Linked DNA regions of Homo sapiens: region 2 is linked to region 1. A link is a loop called in an ENCODE intact Hi-C map of the cell type or tissue named here. Cell type or tissue: endothelial cell of umbilical vein. All regions are shown on one strand. Each heading gives the region's core, and the rest is flanking DNA. Links, peaks and the distances in the headings are about the cores only.

Region 1 (7,794 bases), core at 1,559-5,558:
TTAACTATGCATAACAATAACAACTCACATTTATTGAGCACTTACTATGTGCAAGGTACTATCCTAAGCCCTTTTCTTGCATGAACTCATTTAATTCCTACAACATCTCCGTAAGGGACATGCTATCTTCTTTGGGGACACATGTACAAATGATATTAAAACAAGCTGATGTAGCTATTCTGTCCAAGCATCCAGATTGCATGGTCAGAATGATACCAACCCAATAAACTACACTTTACGTAACCCACATTATGAAAGACCCTCTGTTTGTTTTGTTTTGTTTTGCTTTGTATTGTTTTGTGACAGAGTCTCGCTCTGTTGCCCAGGCTAGAGTGCAATGCCACTATCTCAGCTCACTGCAACCTCTGCCTCCCAGGTTCAAGTGATTCTCCTGCCTCAGCCTCCCAAGTAGCTGGGATTACAGGCACGTGCCACCACACCCGGCTAATTTTTGTATTTTTAGTAGAGATGGGGTTTCACCATATTGGCCAGGCTGGTCTCAAACTCCTGACCTCAAGTGATCTGCCCGCCTCGGTCTCCCAAAGTGCTGGGATTACAGGTGTGAGCCACTGCACCTGACCAGGCCCTCAGTTTATAGCTGGATCTTGACAGAGAAAATTGGCGTGGTCCCTGTGCGGGGAGGCATGGTAATCTGTGGAGTGTCCATGTTTTGTAAAGTTGGGTTTTTTTGTTATTCTTTCCCTTTCACACACACTAATGGCCCTCTGCACTTCTGACAGAGTATTAAATACAGCCTCCCCTAATTAGAATTGTTTGTGCACATCCCGTCTTCTCTACCAGTCAATATCTGTCAGAAGGAAAGGGGTGGGGCTTAGTCATCTCTGCACCCATCATGGCACCCAGCTGAGTGATGTGCACCTTGCAGGTGGGATGCAGAATGGCTTAGCAGTTAAAAGCATTTGTTGTGGTTGGCAGTCTAACTCTTCCCCTTGCCAGCTGGGTCACAAAGGGCAAGTTTCTCAGTCCTCTGGCCCTCTGTTTCATCAATGAGCAGAAAACTTACCATTCATTCAAACATTCTAATTATTAATGGCATAGTGACTGTGTCCTCCTCAGGAGTTCTCCAGACACATAGCAGCAGTCCCCAAGAGTCTTCTCATATCATCACGTTGCTCACATCTTAGGGATTCCCAAAAGAGAAGGTTGAAGCCAGGACTCTGGATAGCCCCCTGACCTTTGTTCAAACAGACCCTTTGTGCACTGATGGGCATATGTCAAGATTTTGAGCAGAGAAACAGGCAGAAGAGCAGAAAGAAAGTTTCCCCCTTCACAGCTTAACAAGGTATGCTGTTAAGCTCCCAGAAGAGGGAGAATGGTCTTCATTGAGTTGTAACCATGCAGCATTTTCATTGCAATGTGCTGTTATTGTTCCATATATGTTATTAGATTACCATAACATCAGTGAGTTCTCGGGAGGAAGATTCACAGGGCTGCTAGCTAAGCAACATCTCAGTTCACTGCCACAGACACTTTGAGCTCTGTTTGTGTGGAGCAATTGCCCATCAGCAGATGGTACTGATGTCAACATGCCTGGAGTTTTCCTTGGCATTATAAGTTCAAAAGTGTCAAAGTTCAGTTTCATACAAAGTAGCTGCTTGTTTTCCAAAACTGACCTGGAGGCCTAGAAAAGACTGCAGAATTTTGATAGATGTGGAAGTTATTAAGGAAAGCCATTTAATCCAAATAAATTGCTCTTGAGGTAGGCCTTGATCAAGAAGTTTCAATTACATTTCTTTACCAATAAATAGATGTCTCTGGCAGCAAATGAGAGATAAGGAAGGTTCTCTCTCACTCCCAATTCAAAACTCAAGCCAGAGAAAATCCACATGCCTGACAAGAAATAATAATAGCCTATTTCTTTTTCAGCTCTGTCTTTAACACCCTGTATGATGCTTCAGTTAGGTGTGTATTTTCAACAGTTTTATTGAGATGTAATTTATATAACAAAGTTTACCCATTGAAAATATATAGTTCACTGGATTTTGGTGTATTTACAGCCATTTATATACTGCCGTCACCACAGTCTCCTTTCAGGATACCTTCATCCACCCCAAAAGGATCCCTTGTATCCATGAGCAGTCACTCCCCATCCTTAAACCAATCCCTCACCCCCACCACCCAGCCCTAGCTGACCACTCGTCCACTTCCTGTCTCTATAGTGTGCATTTTTTTTAACCTAGACATTGCCTGGCAACTCCTCATAATTAGAATTTAATAAGTGTTTCCTCAAAATCTGTCATTTTTGAGAAAATTTATTTCCTTTTGTGTCACTGGGCCTCCCTTCCTCCATTCAGCACCTGTCCCTAGCACCCCCAACAAGGGTGTTCTCCATTTAACGAGTATTTACTAAGGGCCTGCTATGAACTACACACTGTGTTAGCACTTGGGGTCATCAGTGAACAGAATGAAAAAGATCCCTGTCCCCGTAAAGCTGACTTCCTAGCAGAGGGAGAAAAAACAGTCAACAACAGCAGCAGCAAAGCACAGAAGTAAAATGTACAGCATGTTAAAAGACACTAAGTACTATGGCAAAGAGAGACAGGAGAGGAAGATAAGGGGTATTGGGAAGCGCCGTGCCCAGGGAAGGGGCAGGTGACAGCACTGGGATGTTCAAATAGGCATCCCGAGAACTTCAGGTGTTCAACCCTTAATGGAGGTGAGGGAGGGACCCAAGCAGGTGTTGGAGGCATGAGCATTTCAGGCAAGGAAAAATCCTGACGCAAAAGGCCCTCTTGTAGGGGGCACATATGACACGTTCGAGGAAGAGGAAGGAGTTGGTGAAGCTGAAACTGGGAGAGGAGAGACAGAGAGGCAGATGGGGCAGATCCTTGTGGGAGCCACAGTGGGATTTTGAGCAGAGGGGTGACAGGAGCGGAATCGTATCCTACCTGTTGGAATGCCATTTTAAACAGAGATGAGAAGGGGCAAGGGCAGATGCAGGAGACCCCTGGATACTACTTCAGAGGCTACTTTAGGGCCTCTAAACCTAAGTGGCTCTCAATCTTGGCTGGGCATCAGAATCACCCACGCTGCTTTACAAACTGAGGCCTGAGCTACAGACACTAATTGGCCTGGAGTGCACCTGGGCACTGGGATTTTTTTTTTTTTTTTTTTTTTTTTTTCAAAGGTGCGCAGGTGATTTTGATGTGAAAGCCAGGTTGACCATGAGAGCTTTCAGAGCACTAAGTAGTCCCCCTGATTTGACTTTGCAGCTAGGAAACAAAACCCCACAGATGACCCCTCTTGCTCATTGGCAAAGCTGTGCTGAGAGGCAGCCAAAAATCTTGCTGCTATAGCAGTGGCAGGACTGGTGCTGCAGACAGTGTGCAAACTGGGATGGGGCTGGCTGGAGCCCACCTGGATCATCAGACCTTGAGGTCAATCTCATTCTTTGGCTGGATGCAAACACGAGCCTCTGAATGTGAGAGCAAGGCTTTCTCTCTGCACCTAAGAAAGGGCTTATTGTAATATATTAGGGCAGAAGAGAAGGATAAGGCTAGAACCTCAAGAAGAAGGTATGTGATTCACTCAACAAACAGTGTTTAAGAATAATAGTGACAGTGTGCCAGGCATTGTGCAAGGAGCAGCTGAGAAAAAAATAAGGTTTAACTGTCCTTGCCCAAGCCAAATGGCTCAAAGTGAGCACCGTCTAATATTTCAAAATGTGTTATTTGTGGGAAGGCTTTAAATAAGCCAGAGGGGAGGGGGGATTCTTCAGTTGCATATCTGAGCTGCTGGCATTTCTAATTCAGAGGGATGAATAGAACATTATTGTGTTGCATCGGTACAAGTACAGCAGGAAAAAAAAAATGCTTGGAGCCGTGAGCCGAACATGAATCAGCAATCTGGTTCTATTGTTCGGAAAATAATCACCATGCTGGGAGCATGGAATTTAAGAATCATGCAGAAATGCCCTTCCCCCTCCCAGCAGGAAACAGACATTGGCTAAAACATGCCATCTTGTTTTTGGCTTCCTGAGCTGAAAAGAATGTAAAAAACTTGGAGAGGATTTAGGGAAAGCTGATTTGTAAATATGGAAAATACAACCCATAAGAAATGGGAGATAATTTAGACCCAGTGTTGGCAACCTCTCAGAGGTGGCACGCCAAGGGAGTGTTTATTCACTCTTGTGAGCAGGCAGTACAGCTGCCCTAGCTTCAAGAAATAACTCATGTTTTTTGAGTTCCTACTATGCACTGATCAGTGTGCTAACTTGTGGGGGGAGGAAGGAGAGTGGTCCCTACCTTTTGAAGACCTTCTAATTTGTGGCGATGGGCAGGGGAGTGCACCAATACTATAAAGCAGTAGTTCTCACACTCAAGTGTGCATCAGAAACATAGGACCCGAACCCCACCTTCAGAGTTTATAACTCATTAGGTCTGGGATAGAGGCGGTGCATCTGCATTGCCATCTTGTTCCCAAGTGATCTGATTCTGCTGCCTGCATACTTTGAGAACCCCGCTCTAAGAAAATAAGTACAAGGGGCAGGCAAGGAGGGTTCAATACAGAAGTCCACTAGAAAGGTGCACTTGGTTTGTTGGTGCAATAGCAGGTACCCCTTTTTGGATCTGTTCTCTAGCACCTAGCTAATGAGTGTTAATTGGCAACGTGCTTTGGATAGATCACACTGGCCATGACTGCCACCATCCAAGGAAGGGTGACAAGAGGCACAAGAATAGATTTCTCTGTAGGCCTGAGGAAGTTGAGCAGGACATAATACAGTAAGACATACACATGTGGCCTCGCAGTGGCAGAGCAAATGGCTGTAGGGTTAAGAGGACAGTAGGGTGACCTGTCTCCACGCTCAAACTCAAGCACTTCTCCCATGAGCAGAAGGTCTCAGTGGAATCACCTGAGTGGCTTTTCTAAGTACGCATTATTGGGCCCAGGCCTGGAGACGGTGAGCAAAGCTCCTCAGATGATTCTGCCGTGAAAACCCCTCCTTGAGAACTGAGAATGCTTTTTCTGCATCCTGTGTGGTTGTGCCCCATACTTACAAGTAAGCAGAGTGCAAAGCCAATCTTTTGGAAAATACAAAATCAAAGTGCCCAATGGGTACACTCCCCTTCCCATTGTGTCTCATTGCCGTTTTGTTGCCACAGGAGTTGAGCGTCCCAAATTCAGGTGTGCCCATTTAAAATGCAAGTGGCCCTCAGTGGGCACAGTCCACCAACACAGCTGGACGTGTTGGCCAGAGTAAGCTGCCGTTCACTGGAAATATTCTAGAGAAGGCTGACCGTGTGCTGGTCAGGATGGAAAGGTGGGGGTGCCTGCCATGTGTTGAGTGAGTACAGCCTACCAGGATGGCACCTTAGTTCCTCCAACATGTTCTTAAATGGATCAGGCTGGTGGTTCTCAACATGTGGGCCCTGGAAAGTATATCCAGATCACCTAGGAACTTGTTAGAAATGCAGACTCTCAGGCACCCCAAACTAACTGAATCAGAAACTCTGGGAATGGAGCCCAGCAATTGGTTTTAACAAACCCTTCACATGCTCACCAAAGTTTGAAAGACACTAGTTTAGCTTATGCTATAGGTAGCTCCTTGCTACCTGTAAGTCAGAAGCAGCACAGAATTGGAATGCAGGCAACCGGTCATTTATTCATCTACTGAGGTATTCGTACAACTCTTCCAACATGGTGAACATCTTGTGCTCATTTGTCTGATTTTCACCTAAGAATGTGAAGTGTTCAGTATCTAGCCAGCTTCTCAGCTATGGTTGGCATCCGTGTAATTTCCAGTGATAATCTGACTTACTGCATCCTCTTCTCAGATTATATAAGGGCTGTGTTCTTTTACTTTTTAGATTCTTCGTCACAGCCTCCCCATTTGACGCGGGCTCAGTAAACTACTGAATAATAACCAAGCCTGATTTATTCCCAGGACTGCCTTAAATCCTGCTAAGACTTCACTCTGTGTCTCTTTCTCATATCCTCCACACCAAGTGGTAAGCCAGGCCGACTCACTTGGCTGTATGAAACTTTTTAATGGCACCTTTAGGTCAAATGTTGTGGCCATGGTCTCACAAAGAGTGAGGGGTGAAAGGAGATACTGCAAATCACACTTCTAGACTTTTCACTGATTTTCAAAGCTGTTATAGCCATGGTTCCCAAAATCTGTACCAGAGCACCTTGGGTACCACAGCAACCCCACAGAAATACAGTGGGATGTTTTTAATTTTTGAGGGAAACCCAGAAACAACTGTCAGACACCATGCAAATCCACCTGTCAAGCTGTTTGGACCTCATAACTTCATAAACAGGGCATTTAAGTATTTCTTTTGACCTAGGGTCACCGTAAAAAATATTACTGAAACACTAAGAGTGACATACACTGAGAAAGTTGGGAATCTCTGTTACAGCATGACTGTCCCCAGGTATAGTTTAACTGTACACATTCTGGCAGGATCATGCATTCAAGCCATCACATTGCAGGAAATACACATTCTAAATTTAAATATTAGCAGGGGAGAAGCTGAAAGAAAATTAGAACTATATGCATCTTTGAGGGACTTCTTTCCTTTATAACCTTCCTACCCAGACCTACCCATCCTAGCTCCCTGAGACAACCCTTAACCAAGGCTCCTGTGATTTTTCAAAATAATAAATAATAATGATAGAGGCCAAGACAGGAGAATTGCTTAAGACCAGTAGTCCGAGACCAGCCTGGGCAACATAGCAAGACTCCATCAAATAATAATAATGATGATGTAAATTCTCATTTAGTGTCCCAAATATGATGGATTAATTCTTGCAAATTGGAACTAATGATTGCTCTAATTGCTCTGGTGCATTCCTGAAAATCACCTTTGATACACACTGTTGAAAGACAAATTCAGGCTGTGTGTGCTATACCATGCACCTGACACCTCACAGAAAGCCACTGGAATTTCTGATAAAGAGCCAACAGAACCTTTACCAAGCAGAATTAAACAAGAACCTAATGTGCGACTGAATGCAGTGGCTCACGCCTGTAATCCCAGCACTTTCAGATGCCGAGGTGGGCAGATCACTTGAGGCCAAGAGTTCAAGACCAGACTGGCCAACATGGTGAAACCCTGGGTCTACTTAAAATACAAAACTTAGCCAGGCATGGTGGCTTGTGCCTGTAATTCCAACTACTCAGGAGGCAGAGATAGGAGAATTGCTTGAACCCAGGAGAAAGAGATTGCTGTGAGCTGAGATCATGCCACTGCACTCCAGCCTGGGTGACAGAGCAAGACTCTGTCTCAAAAAAAAAAAAAAAGAACCTAATGCGTGAGAATGGAGACAAAGTTTCCGAAGTCAATTTCTGCAAGAGCTTTGCAATGTAGCCCCATGTCCCCTGCCCCCCATTTGACACTGAAGAAGTAGTAAACAGTTATATTTATTAGGATAATTTTATTTTCATCTTCAAGGGAATTTCAGGAGCACAGCAGTCTTCATAACACTCCATTTAGGAAGATTATTCTTTTTATCCCAGGGTTAAAAATCTGAAGGAGCTCACTGCAGATTCCAGAGGCAGCAGAGCACTGGCTCAGACTGAGAGACACTGTCTCCCTGGGACAAGATTGAATTTTCTTTTAAATTTCAGATGATACTATCAAGGGGTCAAGTACTAGAGTCTTTTCTTATGACACCATCCAGGGTTGCAGAAGGGAGTGGATTGTTTGTTATTGTCTTACTCATTATCAAACTCTTTTTAAAAATCAATAATAAATCATTTGCTGCAGTCTTAATGTTTTATTTTCACATTCTTGTTTGTTGTTTTTCATGCATGTGTCTCAGTGAGTC
Region 2 (7,794 bases), core at 1,629-5,628, 350 kb before region 1:
TGCCGGGCAGATAGTTTAACATACGAAACACACATCTCAGGGTACAAATTCAGATTTTATTACTAGTAGCTGGTAATCCAAAAGTGAGACTCTTAACCTCCAAAGCCTTACTGTTTTCATTTGTAAATGAGGTAATAATACATTTTGCAGGGTTCTAGAAACTAAATGAGCCAGTGGTTGTGGTGCACTTGGCTTGTGTATAACCCGGTCATTTTTTTGTTCCCTTTCCCCACCCAATCTTACCTTCTCTTCAACTCTTGGAACTGCAATGTATAAGGAATATAAATACACTGAAATACTTGAAGGAGGATATAACATCATGTCACATGAGCAGCAATTCAAAGACCTGGAGACATTTGCTCTGAATAAACAAAGACTCAGCAAATAACGATTGTCCTCAAAGGTTTGAAGGAGTGGCTGATGGCAGAAGGGTCAACTTGGATCAACATCTGATCACAAAAGGAATTCCTCCTCTTTATTTTTGGATTCTATTCTGAGCTGTCCATCCTCCTGCCATGACTTCATGCCAGATAGTCATTATCTGTCACCTGGGCCCCTGCAGCCACCTACATACTCAGCTTCCTGACTCTAATCCAGTCCATTTTCTACACGACATCCAAAATGACCTTTCAAAACACAACTCTGGCCATACCCTTCTGTTTAGGATTCTCCAGGCCCCCTTTGACAAAAGCCACACTCGCACAATAGGCCATTTGTGTCTATTATTCAGGCTTATTTCCCACCACTTCCGTGGGTCCACTCCTACCCGCTGCTCCCCTCACCTACATATACCTCTTGTTCAGCAAAATCAAACCATGAGAATTTCCTCAGAGATGCTTATCTGCCTCACTGTCTGTAGGCCTGTCTGCTTGGAACATCCTCCAACTTGCCCATGGGGTGAAATGCTTAAAACTGAGTCATCTTCTCTGGGAACCTTCCTATTCTGTCCTCTGCCCCACCTTCCACCCACAGGATTATTCACTCCCTCTGTCCTACTTCTGTATCTCTACTGTGAAGTGTATTATATTTACATATTTACCTATGAGTCTCTCCTTATTGACTGTGAGCTTCCTCACCACACACATTCTAACCATGTCTCCAGTACAGTGCCAGGAGTTCACCATGTAAAAGCCATAGCACTTAACAATCTGCAGCCCTGGCTGAGCTGCCAGGAGGATGCTCAGTGGAAGAGTAAACCATCCAGGTTCCTCTACCTTGAAGATTCACTATCTTCAGGTTATTATGGTACATTTTTAAGATACCTTAATTTATACTGAGTTCCTTTAATTTGGAAATGCCATTATAAAGAGGAAGTATTAGGCTGACTAGAGCTTCTCAAATTTAATGTCAAGAGTCACCTAGAAAGTCTTGTTAAAATGTAGCTTCTGATTCAGCAGATCTGGGTTGGGGCTTGAGATTCTGCATTTCTAACAAGCTCCCAGATGCTGCTGGTCCATAGACCATATGTTGAGTGGCAATGGTTTATAGATTATCAAATTCAGCTGAAGTTTGGGTGTTAGGTTTACAATGACATTGAAGCAGAAAATCTAAAAGTCAACATTTAAAAAACTTAAGCCAAAACAAAACTAACAAACCAGTTCAATTATACCAGTGATGGAGAAATGAAAACTACTTTTTAAAAATGAGATTTTAACATAACATTTCAGAAATCCATCTACTGAATAAAGCATAAAACTTAAGACATGTATATAATTTGTAAACTTTTTTAAAAGTACTTTAATTAATTAGAATAATTATTTTCAAAGAGTTGGCTGACTATATGAAGAGGTCGCAGTTCAAAGAGATTAAATGCAGAAAAAAGTTAGTTACTAAATTATAATTTTTAACTGTTAAAGCTTTCTATTTGACTGGAAAATAAGTTAAGCTAATTACTTGTTTTTAAAAAGAAACAGAACTGCTTCTCCTCCAGAGGTTTCTATGGTTTCATTTAATACGTTTGCTATTAATAAATAAATTAAAATAGGTTTTTGAAACACAATGGACACTAATTATGAGGAGAGAAACAAAGATTCAAATATATAGAAACTGAAATATTGCTTTATGTTCCTTGGGTCAATGACTCATAAACAGAAAATCTGTGCAGAATATTATTCATTCATGTTGCTGGTATTGAAATGATAAAGAAGCATTTCCAGATCTTGTGACTTAGAAAATTATTGGTGAGATATAAACAGTTAGAGAGCTATATGATAGGGAATGTGTAACTTATCAGGCTAGAAAAACAGTAGAGCTTATAAAGCCATTCAGAGGGCAAGAGTCCACAATCCTTTAGTCAGTCACATTTCTATTTAAAATGGATATAGGGACACGCTGCAATATCCAAAGACCAATACAAACATTTCATGGGCAAATGTCACATGCTGCCATCTCTCATCAGTAGCAAATGTGACATCCTTTATCAAAGATGTGTATTTTGCACATTGCTCTGCAAACTGAGAGTCTTAAGAAGATATTACTATTGTTCTGTTCTTACATAGATGAAGTGATCCCACACTCATTCTCTGCTCAGAAAGAATGTATTTGTTTACTCAACAGAGTCATGTATGTTTTCTCACAATGGTTTACTGACATCCATAAACATATTCACTATGGGATTCTAAAGTAAAGCCCCCCTCCTCCTGAAGCTGAGCTATACTCTATATGCCTATAATGAATCCTGTCTCAACAATGCCAAGTGTGATTCTGATCCAAGCTTCTGTCATCTTCTTTGGAAATCCTTCCAAACCCAGGGCCAGGAAACAATGATTATTTCTAAAGAGACTGAATTTACTTAATAACATCTTGACAGATGAAAAAAAGAGAGAGAATTTACATAGACCACACGAGATTTGAACTAAAGATATCAACAAAAACACATGATCACTAATTTTAGAAAAAAATAAAAAATAAAAACAAGAACATTTTTCTCCCAATAAGAATGCAAATTAATCTCTTTGGGTTTTTTTTTTTTTTCTATCATCTCAGTTAGGAAACTAGAACTTCTTTGCTCAAAGATTAGCCCCCAGAGGAAAAGTTCATCAAAATAATGAAAACATGAGCCCTGCTCCTTCCCCCTAAAGTGTTATGCTCACATATTGCCATATTTTTTCCATTAGAAAGTATGGGTGCCTTTCACTCTTTGTAAGCAATTTTTTTCTTTGTTTTCTTTTTTCCACTTTCTAGCAGAAGAGATTGGCATGAATCTTTGTCACTCCTAGGAATAAGCATCGGTGTAAAAGTTTATTAGCTTAAGTCACTACAGCCAGCTAATGAGGTCAATGCCATGAATTCAGTCCTGGGAGAGAGAAGGAAAACTTTGTTCCAAGCTTTATATAGTCTAAACTTTCTTGTCATATTTGCACACTCAAATCTGTGGTTTTCAAATGTATCTGTATGTAAGGATCACTTTGCCTTTCCTTTAAAGCTGCATCAAGTCAATTGTGAGTGACCTGTTGAATCTGCCTCTTTAATCACTGCCCCATGTCATGCTGATTCAGGTGGCCTGGAACCTTAATTCAGGAAACTCTTTAAACTCACTGGTCTGTCCAAAAGTCTGTGAGTTGGGGAATCAAATGACAGAAAGAGAATAAATGCAAGTCGGAGAAAAGCTATGGCCCACTGAACAAAGAGGTTAAAGAATGATCATCACGGAATAAAAATAACTTATAGGGCAAATCATGGGGAAAAATATCTCTTACTAATTTAGATCACAAAGTACGTACCTGCTCAGGAATGTATAATAAACTCTTCTTACCCAGTTCTTTGCCTTAAAGACTTTCCTAATAAGAGAATGCAGAGAGAGCTGTCAGTTTTGTTCAGAATTGCTGCAGTTGGTTTAAACTTTACACATCAACAGTTCCAGGAACTGTTGGACTAGAGATATAAATAGAAAGCAATAACAGAAGTAATATATCATAAGAGCTAAAGCAATGGTACTTTCAAACTTTTAAAACAATTTATTATCTTGGAGTAGGGAAAGAGAGGGTGGTGGGCATAGAATCAGAGGCTTGCTCTGCTTGCTTTTATCTTAGCTGCAACAATCATAGGAAATGTCTGGATTTCCGGATGTTCCTCAGAAACTCCAGTTTTAATGAATTGGGAAGAGTTGCATGCAGGAAGTCGATACGTACCTATCTTTTCCATCTGTTATTTTATCCATGAAGCTTCATTTTTTAGAACAAGAATTAGCAGTGGCTACCATTGCCATGAGTGGCAGCTTACAGGTAGGAGTGTAAGAGTTGGGTTAGAGGGGAGGGAGGGACTACAGGTGAAAATGGGGGTACAGGAGGGTCTGTAATGGGTACAAGCCAGAAGAGAGAAGAAGACAGTTGAGCACTTCATTTCTGTCTTAGGCCAAAGTTCTTCTGAGACTTGTTGCTCCATAGGTGACTTGGGGTAAGAGTTCAGGGAGAAAGATGATAAAGTGGGTGAAATTGGGCCTTTGATTAATGTCTTGGCATGGGTTTCCCCAAAACATATCCTGAGACAAGGATGTGGTACAAGAGGCTATTCAGCAGGTAACACCAGCAGGTGGAGAACTTAGGACCGTTGCCTTTGGGGAACTCTGATTAACTGTGTAGAACACACTTCAGTATTGTCCCAACTAAGGTGGGAGGCAGCTGGGTTATTCTCCACCAAGAGCATTATTATCTGGGTTATTCTCCACCTTCCTCAGTCCTGGTTAAGGTTGGCTTTCAGTTGTTACCTCCTAGGCATTTCTGCTCTGCCCCATGCATGGACTAGGTGAATCCCAGGAACCAGAGAAAACTCTTGGGGGAAAAGTCACAAGAGCTCACCAGTTGGGGTGCCCAGAAATGGGGAGCTGAGGGGATATGAGGGGGGCACCAACAGTACTGCTACCGGGGAAGACACAGGATGAACTGTGAGTCAAAGACTAGAGTAACCAGACAGGGTAGCTTAGTTTCATGAGAAAAATCAAATAATTTCTTTAGTTAAAAATAAATGCTCAACTTCATTTTGTTCCTACTTCAGAAATATATCTTCCATGGGCAATCTGCCTCCATGAAAAAAACCCTGTAGCAAGCTATATAACTTAAATGCAATATAGCATCACTTCACGTCATATCATATAATTCATTAACAGCTTTCATCGTAGGAAATGGGAACAATGTTATTCTGTTTTCTGCCCAATACGCTACCACCATCATTTTCAAAATTATGTTGGTGATAGTCATAATCTTATTATTCAATAACAAGTTTTAAAATATAGCTAAGGATGTCCTCTGGGTAGTTTCCTGGTGGAGAGGTATTGATTCCTCCCATAAGGATTGCCTAGTTACCATTTTTGTATTTTATTTCTTCCATAATTAGCTTTGTAATTGCAGTCCTGGGAAATAAAAACTTCAGCTTTTTCTTTCCTTCATTTCTCCCTTTCTTTCTTTTCTTCATTTCTGCCTTTCTGTCTTCCTTCTTTCTTCCTTCCATTTTCCTTCCTCCCTTTCCTTCTTTCCTTTTCTCACTTTGCTTGTTTATATTTGCTTTAAAAATTTTTTACAATTTGCTTTAAGTTAAAGGAGTCAGGGAGTGGGAAATCACTCTTGGGTTTCTTGGGGTTTCTGGTTTCAATAGGGGTTTGGAATGAGAATTATTCCAGGCTCCCAGCCCTTCCCATGGCTCCTTGCTGACTGTACCTGAGCTGCCAGACTGCTGTGGTATTCCACGTTTGCAGCAGATGCATGTGCACCGTGAGAAGAGAAAGGTTAGCTACTCTGCCCTTCTCTCTTGGTGACTGTCCAGAATTTTGTATAGACTCTAGAAGGGCTATTCCCTTGCTGCTGCAACCCTAATCCTGTGTTACCACACTACCTGCCAAGGCAGCTTTGGGGCTGAGACGGATAGGATGGGAGATAAGTCGAAGGAGACTGCTCAAATGACGCTAAGCCACACTTGAGAGTACCCCAGAGGGTGCACTGGAGGGAAGAAATCAGATATCAGATCCCCCCAGGTGGAAATTTCCCAATGCACTCCATTTACCACTAACTGCTTGGTTCAAATGAAAATTCCCAGAGACCCACAGGAGCCTGGTAGAAGGCTGTATCAGTTGGAAGGTTGGGTTTTAGAGAAACTGTTTACCATATCACTAAAGTCAAATCTTGGTAATCCTCATAACTCCCTGCAAATCCAGAAGGTTTACAAGCTCCTATGATATGATTACTCCAAGTTCCCACTGGCACCCAGATATAAAGCAGCTTCAATTAACCACAATGGGTAGAGATTTAGTCATTCTGCTTCATTTAACTTTTCTGGTTACAAAACCATTTTGTTTGAAGTCTTATTTAAATTTTCTTAAATCTTCTTACCTCACTAAAAAGTCTAAAGAGCAGACACATTTTATTCATTATTTGAGCCATTTTCGCATTTAAAATTGATCATTCCAAACATATTATTTTTCACTGTGTACTATTTTTGTTGCAATTAGAGAAGGCAGAATATTAGATTCTCAATAGACACTAAGGTCAGCTTGTTTTCTAATGTTTCTGTTCTTTCTTTACAACTCCAGGGATAATTAGGGGCTGTGGTTAGTATGGTCATGATGAGTTGAGGTTTAGCAGTGGTAAGTTTACCCTATGTTTATTTGCCCTTGCTTATAAATTTCTTTAGATGTGATTTTGAGAGTTTTTCCGTTTTGACTTGGTTCACCAGTGCAGTTATATTGCAAAGCAACATAGGGAAGGCACTCACTTGAATTCAATACAGCAAATGTCCCCTGAATGTCTGCGTGCCAGGCACCTGACTTCAATTGTTTTTCTATTTGCCCACATTACAGTGTTTAATCTCTTAGGAATCACTCAACCCATGTGTTTGGCGGGACCATCATTGTGATGTTCATGACTTGTCACTTTCTGTGTCTTTCATTTGCAGTTCTCATGAAAATCTCCTCAAGTCCACATATCACCCACACTTTCAGTTCTTTGCTAGTGGGATTATTATTTCCTTCTTTCAAATATCGCAGCATTTTGGATGCTCAGGGATAATGGTCAGCCCCAGAAGAACCTATACACTGGACACAGCCAAGCCTGGTGACACATGCCTCAAAGCAAGGCGATGTTTTGATCCCTTTTATAGCTTCTGCTGGTGCAAAAATTGGGGGCTGTACTGCGTGATATTGAATCACACTTTCTAAGTTTTTTCAAGAAACTGAGGAAAAGGCTTCTTTTTTCCCCATTTTTAAAAATACCAATGTTAAACCTGTGAGCAAGTATAACGTCTGGACAAAGCTTACCTAGGAAATTCACAGAGCATGACAGGTTTCCTTACTTTGCTGCACTATGATATAATTAATTTGAGAAGGGACATTTGGAGCATCTTAGAAGTCTGCTTTAGGAACAGTGATCATAATATAGTAATTCCATCTCTGTTCTAGGGAAAAGAAGAATAACCACATGGGCCATGTTGTAAAGCGTCTTTGCCCAAAAAGGGCTTTTTCAAGAATTTTCACAATGGTAAATTAGTCATTTGCAACTTGAAACACATTTCCCTCTAGAAGTTATGCATAAATAGCAGTGTTTTCAGGTAGGAATTTCTTGCCAGAATTTCATGGGAAACGATTTTCCAAATCCTAGATTCCAAGAAAAATTGAAAAATCAGGAAAATAGGGAAAAGAATTATAATTCTCCTGCAAGAATTAAACCTTACCAATCAACCTAGACACCTCATTGGTTCTAAGAAATGCATAAATATCAAATCAGAAGCAAGAGAAGTAAAAACTGACACAAAAGATTGAAGGTAAAAGTCAAGGTTTTCAGGCACCATAACAGGTTTACATAGGAGAGA

What was found. Peaks named below come from ENCODE experiments on the same cell type or tissue, not always from the same donor. Only the 100,000 strongest peaks of a DNase experiment are listed, where the experiment ranks them.
Region 2: it touches region 1 in a loop (7-fold over the local background); 1 of 110 quality-filtered maps calls a loop at or near these places.

The regions. Positions count from the first base shown.
Region 1 is chr3:24,238,418-24,246,211 of GRCh38, reverse strand. The region is part of intron 3 of THRB (thyroid hormone receptor beta); the gene reads left to right. Among named protein-coding and RNA genes, the nearest start is that of THRB-AS2, 91 kb to the right of the region's middle. In endothelial cell of umbilical vein, for the core only: no CTCF peak of the experiment used is centred there; a DNase peak (open chromatin) is centred at 3,911; H3K27ac peaks cover 1,182 bases.
Region 2 is chr3:24,585,002-24,592,795 of GRCh38, reverse strand. No RefSeq gene overlaps it. Among named protein-coding and RNA genes, the nearest start is that of THRB, 94 kb to the right of the region's middle. In endothelial cell of umbilical vein, for the core only: no CTCF peak of the experiment used is centred there; a DNase peak (open chromatin) is centred at 4,055; H3K27ac peaks cover 1,246 bases.